Regions from separate parts of the Homo sapiens genome. Here region 1 is linked to region 2. Evidence: read pairs that join two places in POLR2A ChIA-PET (ENCODE). Cell type or tissue: HepG2. All regions are shown on one strand.

The links. ChIA-PET counts read pairs that join two places held together with the same protein. Peaks named below come from ENCODE experiments on the same cell type or tissue, not always from the same donor. Only the 100,000 strongest peaks of a DNase experiment are listed, where the experiment ranks them.
Region 1: POLR2A ChIA-PET joins it to region 2 with 12 read pairs; 2 of 35 experiments call an interaction of 5 or more read pairs at or near these places.

What each region holds. Positions count from the first base shown.
Region 1 is chr4:82,525,082-82,530,081 of GRCh38, reverse strand. The region is part of intron 1 of TMEM150C (transmembrane protein 150C); the gene reads left to right. Among named protein-coding and RNA genes, the nearest start is that of TMEM150C, 34 kb to the left of the region's middle. In HepG2, a CTCF peak has its summit at 1,041; no DNase peak of the experiment used is centred here.
Region 2 is chr4:82,744,659-82,749,658 of GRCh38, reverse strand. The region is part of intron 1 of SCD5 (stearoyl-CoA desaturase 5); the gene reads left to right. Among named protein-coding and RNA genes, the nearest start is that of MIR575, 6.3 kb to the left of the region's middle. In HepG2, no CTCF peak of the experiment used is centred here; DNase peaks (open chromatin) are centred at 2,288 and 2,728.

The sequences.
Region 1 (5,000 bases), 220 kb after region 2:
AAAGAGAGCAAAAGGCATGATCCAAGCCTTTCACTTTCCTGTGTCTCAGCCCTCCCCTCCTGGGCTGAGGGCCCGTCCTCTGAATTCTCCTGCAGCACATGGAGCCCTACACATTCCCTCCCTCTTTCCATACTTTCAGCCTCTACTTCTTTCCTATTAACCATAAAATATGCTCAATTCTCTATTTTTTGAAAAGCAGATTTCTCTCTTAATTTTTAGGTAGGTTTCCCTTTACTCATGCCTGCACATCTTTCCTTTCTTTCACAGCCAAGCTTCTCTTGAAAGTAACCCACATTTACTTTCTCTACTTCCCCACCTCCCTTTCATCTTACATCATTGCAGTGGGAAGTCTGTCTCCACAGTCCTGCTGAAACTGCTCTGATAAAGGCCATCACTGATCGACTCACTAGCCAATCCCTTGACCTCTCTCCAGCCCTCACCTGTGGCATTTGAGACAGTTGACCACTCCTTGACCTTCATAACAAAACTCTTACAGGTGGGCATAGTGGCTCATACCTGTAATCCCAGCACTTGGGGAGGCCAAGGCAGGAGAATCGCTTGAGCCCAGGAATTTGAGTCAGCCTGGGCAACATAGTGAGATCCCATCTCTAGAAAATGTCAAAAAAATTAGTCAAGCATGGCACATATGCCTTTGGTCCCAGCTACTTGGGAGGCTGAGATGGGAGGATTGCTTGAGCCCAGGAAGTCGAGGCTGGAGTGAGCTGTGATTGTGCTACTGCACTCCAGCCTGGGCAACAGAGCAAGACTCTGTCTCAAAAAAAAAGAAAAAGGAAGGAAGGAAGGAAGGGAGGGAGGGAGAGAGGGAGGGAGGGAGGGAGGGAAAGAAACAAAAAACAACTCTCTTGTGCTTCTGCTGTTTCTCTGATCGTTCCCATTCCCCTTCCTTGGCAGCATCCCCTTTGTCCTCCCACTGCTGGTGCTTCTCTGTCTTTGGCTCTCCTGTGCTCTGTGCTCTCCTCCCCTGCCTTCCCGCTGGCTCCTCTCTCCCTTCACACACTCTCCGTGTGTGCTGACTGCCCCCTGCTTTCATGTTCCCTCTATTACCACTCTGTGTAGACTCCCAAATCAACACGTCCAGCCTGACCACTTACCTGAACTTGAGACCCTGGTTGTCTCCTGCCTTCTGTACATCTCCACTTTTGTGCCTCAAAGACACCATAAAACTTGATGCATCCAAGACAGTAGGTAAAGAGGACAAGGATACTTTGGGAGGCCGAGGCGGGCAGATCACGAGGTCAGGAGTTCAAGACCAGCCTGGCCAATATGGTGAAACCCCGTCTTTACTAAAAATACAAAAATTGGCTAGGCTTGGTGCACACCTGTAGTCCCAGCTACCCAGGAGGCTTAGGTAGGAGAATCACTTGAACCCAGGAGGCAGAGGTTGCAGTGAGCCAAGATTGCACCACTGCACTCCAGCCTCGGTGACAGAGACTCCATCTAAAAAAAAAAAAAAAAGGGACGAGGAAAAGTAACTAGAAATAGTAAGAGAGAGAGGAGAATGAGAGAGGGGGCTGTGGGCAGGGGAAATTAATTTCCAATGAATTTTTATGCATATCTCCATTTGCCTCTGCTCTGTTTGGAACACGTGCCATCTTCATCCCCACCTTTTTTCACTAGAGCTGTGGTTCTCAAAGTGTGGTCCCCAGGCCAGGAGCACATCAGCATCACCTGGGAACTTGTAGCAATACAAATTCTCAGGTTTCACCTGGGGCCTACTGAGCCAGAACTTCAGAGGTGGGGCCCAGCAATTTCTGTTGCAATAGCCCGTGCAGGTGATTTTGATGCCTGCTGAAGTTCGAGAGCCCCTGCACTGGTGAATGACTCATTCTTCATGGCCCAGCATCAGTGCTGCTTCACCTGCAGAGCCTTCCCTGGTCCTGTCAGTTAGAACTAATGACTTTCTCCTCCATGTTCCTGTAGTACTTTATTCATGCCAATTATATAGCATTTATTCTATCATAGTTAGCTCTTTAAGAATCCTCCTCCCCCATAGATTATGAGGTCTAAGGTTAATATTAATCTTTGTATTTCTAGCACTGGCCTAGTGCCTGTGCAAAGTGGACATATATTACATTATCACAAATTACTTTTATTTTTCCTGCTCCTTGCCTTTTCTTCTTCCTTTCTTCTTTGCTTGAACCTGACTTCGGGATATGAATAAATTACCAGAATGAGACCTTACCAATGAAAGGTAATGTTTTCATTGGATTCAAGCTTTCAACCCGTTTATATCTATCTATCTGTGTCAGGGTTCAAAGAGAAGCAAAACCATGATGTATACACACACAGTTTACAGGGATTTGAGCTTACTTAATTGTAGAGCTGGTTAAACTGTGTGAAGCTGTTTTCTTCACTTCTGATGCTGGAGTTAGAAGTCCACTGGGCAGAGAGTTAGGAAGGGACAGATCCATGGGAAGAAGGCATGGAGGGAGAGCACAGGGAAGCAACCTACCACAAGCTCAACTAGAACTCATGAGCATCAACCCGGACCCACAAGGACTCTGGAACCCGGTCAGCCCTCGTCAGCCTTGATGGTGTGAGTGTCCTGCAGAAAGAGGGTACCTTTCGTCGTGGAGCTAAACACACTCCTGACCCAGCAGTCAGAGAAGCCCAAGAAGCATCTAGAGGAAGGGGGAGCAGTGGCAGGCCCAGCAGATGCCCCACACCAAGTAGGGGAGCCACAGAAAAACAAGTACGTGTGCGAGCTGTGAAAGCACCTGCCCTGATCCTCGGAACATAAGAACAGAGTGGCTCTGAACATCTAAAATTATTCCAAAATAAAATGGGAGCATTTTTGTAAATGGCTGCTGCTTCACTTTCACCTCCAAATTACGTGTGAAAATGTCTCTTGTGTCCATTCTCACCGGAAACACACAGGTAAGGAAACTCTGGGAAACACAGATCAGGTGAGCCAAGGTGACACAGTACAAAGCCACCACAATATCTACATGACTGAAGCTGAAATACCTGAGGTTTACTCTGTGAAGTAAAATAGGAGATATGGGCAATTATTTGCCAAAAAAAAAAAAAAAAAAAAAAAAGACCCAGTATGATCTGGGTGGTGAGGGAAACCTTTCCTAGATTGGCTGACAGTGGAATCGGTTCTGGAAAGATGGGTAAGAATTACACGGGGAAGACATGCCAGGGGAGACAAAATCATGATTCTTAACCGAAGACCCTCGGTCACCAGTGAAAGGCATAATTACGCTCAGTATGTAGTCTTTACTGAGGTAGGATAGACTTCAGAAAGACTATCAGTAAAGATCGAAAGCGAGGCCATCTAGTTTTAATTAATTAGAAGACCATCTAAGCATTATAATTAATTGAGAGGTTTTTGTAAGTGGTGAGTGTCATAAAGCATAATAAAGTTTAGTTGTAGTGACAATAGCCCAGGAGTTTGGATTCAACCACTTACTAGCTGTGTGACCCTGAGCAAGATATTAAACCTCTGTAGGCCTTTATATTTTCATTTGTAAGTTGGCAGTAAAAATAGTCTCCACCTTACAGAGCTGCTGTAAGGGATTAATAAGAGAATCCATGTAAAGTACTAGGCAGAATGTTAGGCACAGGGCGTATTAACTGCTGCCAATATCCTGTCATCATCATTATTATTGTTGTTGTTATTATTTCCCAAGGAAATACTTTTTTAGGCAGGGTGATTCCAAAGGCCAAATGATATGTTTGACCATTCAAAGTACCTGGCCAATTGAGCAGATAGGATCTAGCACTGACTGCCAGAAGAAATGTGTTCTACTTGTTCTTATTGCTTCCTTGGATTCAAATATAGTTGTCCTTATCTCCTCATCCACAACCCCAAAATGTTTTTCTGTACTTTCCTATCAAAGTTTTTTATCTTGGGTGAGAGCAGTGGCTCACACCTATGATCCCAGCACTTTGGGAGGCCAAGGTGGGAGGATTGCTTGAGCCTAGGAGTTTGAGACCAGCCTGGGCTAAATGGTAAAACCCTGTCTCTACTAAAAATATAAAAATTAGCCAGGTGTGGTGGAGTACACCTGTAGTCCCAGCTATTATGGAGGCTGAGGTGGGAGGATCACATGAGCCCAGGAGGTGGAGGCTGCTGTGAGCCATGATCATGCCACTGCAGTCCAGCCTGAGTGACAGAGCAAAACACTGCCTGAAAAGCAAAAACCAAAACAAAAGAAAATGTTTTTTTTTTTCTTTTGCCTAAGAAATGGGCTTTGCAGCCTTTCTCCACTACCTGCTTTTATCAGGCCTTGGGCAAGGACGGTTTTACAACCCAGGGAGCAAACCACAGCCACCCTGCCCACTCATGAGGCTGTGTGCATGTGATCATATGGCCTCCCTGTGGCAGAATTTAGGGACTTGTCTTGTGGGGGCTCAGAAAAACAGACTAATGTCCATCCACAGCCGTGGGTGTCATTTCGTAACCATATTCAAAGCTGTTAAGCATTTTTCTGCCAGAGAGAAAGGGCTGGATATCTTTTCATCTTTGTTAAACAATGAAAAACAAAGAATGGAATGTTATCTTTTAATTAAAGAGCTATTCTATCCCCCTTTCTTTATCCTGAATATTGAGTTTTCATAAATCTTTATCTCCTGTAAATCTTCAGTCTCATCCCTCCCACCTCCCATCGTTAATTAGATTTTCTGGTTTGTAGCCACTTGAAGTGGAGAAGAATCACTGAACTAGACTTTGGAAACAATACAGTTCTGGTTTTATTACTCAGTTTCAGCATGGATCAGATTCTCAGAATGTACTTTCATTTACATATCTGTCTTTTATAACAAAATCTACAGATCCTATCAATGCAACAATTTTTTTCTCCTTTACCAAGCCCCAACTGACTTTATTCCAAACACGCAAATTCACTAGCAGAGTACATTTTAAAGTTTCTATTCATTGAAAGGTGTGTACTGCCGGCCCTGTCTCAGCTGCGTTTGCAAGAATGAAATGCCTCAAGTGTTCTTTGTATGGTCACCTCCTACCTCCAAAATAT
Region 2 (5,000 bases):
GGTTTCTGTCCACCAAGTGGGATGTGTGTTTTTGTAATATGAAGACACTGAGCTGTTTCTAAGAAGGAAACATTGCCTGTTTGGCCCAACTTGTGTTGTTATTTACTTTTCTATTTATGTAAATGTTTTACTTTCTTAAATAGTAAAGGAGTGAAGGATGTGCCATCCCAAAATATCCCAAATTGGTATATTCATTATTTTGATCTAAAAACATTGGAGAAATTGTAGTTTTAAGAGAAGCCTAGCTGGCCTGTATTTTCCTGCCTGTAGCAAGCCATAAAGATTCTTTTGGAAGGGGTGCTTTTTCCCTACCAGGGTGAGAGACTATTCCTTATCACCCCGGACTGGGATTTGGTGTTGCAACAGGCCTGAATAAATAGACTTTCTGAAGTAACCACTATATTCCACTAGCTTTACACCCTCCATATATCTCCTAGCGACTCCCTAGAGTTTACTCTCTATCCAGAGCCCCTTGTCATTTCTTCACAAATTTATCATTCTTTGTCTCAGAAGTATAAAACTAGCTTGCCTTGGCCACTTCTTTGAACTTTGCTGTCTTGTGAAGAGCCTCATGTACAAGTAAAACTAATAAAAACTTGTATGCTTTTCTCGTTAACCTGCCCTGTGTCAGGCTGGTTCCTAGACCTAGTCGAATTGCCCCCATAAGAGCTCAGGGGAGGCGGAGGCTATCTTTTCCTCCCACACAGTAGACTGTAAGCTGCTTGAAAATGGTGTCATTTAGTGACTCATGCACTGTAGAGAAGAATACTTATTGGTGATGGTGGTGACGAAGATAGAGCCACTGCTGTCTCTTTCCCCTGGCCTTTTCCACTGAAGTTCAGAGTACATTACTGGATGCCCCACTAAACTGGACCAGTTCTGCAGTCTACTGATAAATGCAGCAAATTGCATTCTTTGTTTCTCCCCATTTTGTTTTCTTCTTCCCCTAACCTCGGTAAACTCACTTGTACCATTTCTTGGGCCTCAGAGTAGGTTAGGACCGTCCATAGTGGGTAACCATCTGCAGACTTAAGAACATACTCTTTAATTCCACTTTTCTGGAGTAATAAAGATGCTTTGCAACTTTTTTGCCCTTGTGCCTCAGGGATTGCAGCAGATGTGTTAAGTCTCAGCTGGGCAGGTGTTAAGACTAAACACCATTGCCCATTGATTATTTAAACTTAACGTTTAAATTCCTGGCATGCTTGGCTTGGCTAAGTAGAAATAGACACAGCTGAATGTGACGTCCTCATCCAGCTGGTCCAAAGAAACACTGGGTAGAAATAATGAAGGTTCTTTTGAGTGTCCCCTCCCCCTCCTCTCCCCCGTGCCCTGTGCTTGCTCAAAGTCAAGGCATGCCTAGGCCTGAGTCTATCAATTCTCCCAGGGGCAAGTGTTTCCCTCTTGTTTCTGGACAATGGATGGGCCCTTTTCATCGTTTCCCTTTCCCTGCTTTGACTCTGTCTAGATTCTACTTCCCATTTAAGACTTGAAATTAATTATTTCTCTTTTAGGTTAAAATGGGCTCAAGGAACTGATTAAATTCCTCCCAGCCCTAAGTCCTCTGCTCTTCTGTGGGACTACTGCTTCATACAGCAACATGAACAAAAGCTTTCACTTAAATCCCCAAGTAATTCATTTTTTTCCTCAGCAGTAATCTTCCTGCCTTCCACAATTGATTGAATTTGTCCTTTTTGAGAATAGCTCAACTGTGGTCTCAAAGATCAGCTCTTCCTCTCTCTCTTCCTGATTCCATAGGTCTGAATTGCAGCCTTTCTGTGGCTGCTGGTTTCCTTGTTTTAACCCTACTATTCCAAGCTTTTGCCCCCTATGGTTCTTGTTTTCTCCTAGTGCCAGTGGCAGGAATGAAGTACCATGGGAAATCCTTTTATAGAAAGAGAGGTGCAAAGACAGTTGGCCAATGGCGTATTGATGGCTGCCTGGTCTGCTGATCGTAATCCATAATGTTTGCAATTATAGGAAGCCTTGCAAGGGCTGGCATAACAAAAATGACAGCTGGTATCTGTTTGATCACTTACTGTGTGCCAGCCACAATTTTAAATACCTTAATAAACAGCTCATTTAATCTTCACAAAATCCTGTGAGGAAGCTACGGTTATCACCCCCATTTTATATAAGAGAAACGTAAGTGAGGTTTGGAGAAGTTAAGTAGTTAATATGTGGTAGAGCTGGAATTTAGACCCAATGGGTCTTGTTCTAAAACCTTTGTAGCAGTGGGTAAGAGAAAGGGATGAGCTTTGGAGCCAGGGAGTCTGTGTGAGCTCTGGCTCTAACATTTATTAACTGTGAGACTCAGGCAGGCTTTAACCTTCCCAAGTGCCAGTTTCCTCATTTGCATTTCTAATGAATATCATCTATCCCTCAGAGTGATTGTAATAAGCATGGTTATAAAGTGCTTAGCACAGTGCCTGGTACATAGTAGGTGCTCAATATACATATTTATAGTAATATTGAAATGGGGGAGTTCCCTTTCCCCCTCGCCAGGAGTGTGACAGGAGTGATGGACAGCAAGATGGATGGGGAGCCAGAAGCAGGGGATGGAGTGGGAAGGTCGTCTTTCTTGGGGGGCAGGTTGCCCAGACTTTTCTCTAACTGCCCCCCAACCGAACTCCCCTTGGTGCCTGTGTCATTCCACTGTTGCTGGTCTGTGGGTGTGTTCCCCGTTCCTCCTCTCCCCCTGACGCCCTTGTGTCTGCGTCCACTTAAGGTCTCGGGTTTATATGGCAACAGGATTGGGGGTGTGGTAGGCCAGAGGGGTCTTGGAAAATGCAACCCTTGAGTGTAAAAGTGGGAGTGCCTATTCTCGCTTGGGTCCATGGGCGCAGGACCAAGGGTGGAGCCCTTGCCAGGGACCCCGCTCTTCTCTACTCAGCACCTCCCTTGCTCTTTCCCGTATCAATGTTAGTTCTGCTTGGATATTGACTCTTTCCATTTACTCTATCATGTCTTCTTCAAATGTCTTCAAAACTTTTGGTCTCTTGCCTTTACCTTGTCAGTCACCTTTTGTTTGTCCAGACTTCTGTGGAATAGAGAAAAATATATGAAGGAAGGGCTTGTGGTATGGAATGCAATAATCAATTGGTACAGCTGATATGCTTCAAGAAATTAAGACAAGAACCTGATTGATCTGAAGAGAGAAAATTCAGGTTTAACTAGAGCATAAAAATATGTCATCGTGGTCTCAGATGAAAGCCAAAGAGAGAAAAAAGGGCAAAGTGTACATCAGACAATGAGAATTCTCTCCAGGAAAGACACATTTATGGAGTCTCATCTCATCAAAAACACTTTTCCTCTTAATTGGCTGAAAGCCACTCCTCAGCCTAAGAGAGCTCTAGCCTGGTCATCTGGGATGTCCTTTTGAGTATTTTCCTCTGGTTCCCATTTTCCTGCAATCTGGTATTGCTTCCATAGTTTTCTAATTCAGTGATAATGGAAACGATTCAGTCCCCCACTTTCTCTCCGGTACTGCTCAGCATGTGTGACTCCAGTTGCCATAGGATCTCAGTTCTGGTATTTTGGACTGTGGGTAACAGTTTCATAAAGCAATTTTTAAGAAAAATGAAAACTCATATAGCACTTATTGTGAGCCAGGCACTGCTCTATGCCCTTTATAGATATTAAGTCATTTAATTTTTAGAACAACCTAGTAGACAGGTACTATACTTTTTGCCATTTTGCAAACAAAGAAACTGAAGCATAGAGAGATTCAATAACTTGCCCAAGGTGATATGGCCAGTATTTGGCAAAGTGAGAATTTGACTCTACTTAGCCCGCATTTAGTGTCTAGCCTCTTAACCACCACTCTGTACTGCCTCTTACCTACCTCAGTGATATGCAGTATTATCTGATACTTTCCATTTGAGTCCATACTCCATACTTTTAATTTTAAAAATGGTATCTGGGTGTGATTCATGAAATGATCTCACCACTTTATAATGGGTACCAACACAAAGTTTAAAAATCATTGGGCAGGGGTGGGAGGAGAGAGGATTGGGAAGAATAGCTAATGGGTGCTGGTCTTAATACTTAGGTGATGATCTGTGCAGCAAACCACCATGGCACACATTTTAACTATGTAACAAACCTGCACATCCTGCACATGTACCCCTGAACTTAAAGTCGGGAAAAAACAAACAAACATTGGGTTAGACCCTCTCTGTTGTGAGATGGACACATCAGCCTGCCTTTGCCTGGTGCCTGAAACATTCCATTCATGTCTCTCCTTGTTCTGAGCCGTGCTCACCCAGCAAGTCACTGCTTAGGATTTGGCCTCCCGCTGAGGTCTGCCTGCAGGGAAATAATGTATTGGTTACGTGGACTTTTGAGTCTCCCCATGAATTAGAAAACCATCTCTCTGGTTTAGGCTGTGAGGCTAGATAATGTGAATCTGTCCCCAAGAAATGGGTTCTTGAGAAATGTAGTCACCGGATCAGACATCAGTGCCAGCGAGGCTGAGGACTGTGAGGACCTTGAAGATTTTTGTCAAGGTCCACCCTGTGACATCTTTTGTTGGATAGCTTGCAAGATTTCTTCCTGGGGTGGTGAATCCTAGCCCTGAGGACTGACTGTGGGAACATGATTTAAATGACTACAGCACTTAGCACTTTTTCCATAGCCAGAAATAGGGCTCAATACCCCTGTTTTTTCTCCCTGTCCTCATTTACTCACGTATCTTTCTACAGAAAAGAAAATGATGTTACTTTCCCACCTCAGCTTTATTATACTGCATGAATAAATGCAACACATCACCTCCAAATAATTGATTGAAATGCAATCCCTTTCCCTCTCGCTCCACCCAGTCTCTCTCCTAAGATGGTATCTAGTGGGGCCATGTCTTCATGCATTATGCATCTCTATGATTATGCAATAACTTCTCGAAGACTAGCAAGTGATACCTAAATTCTTCAAGCATGTTATTGATGCTAAATAATTAATTACATCTTTTATTTATAAAAATTTACTTGCTGGAAGTTCAGACA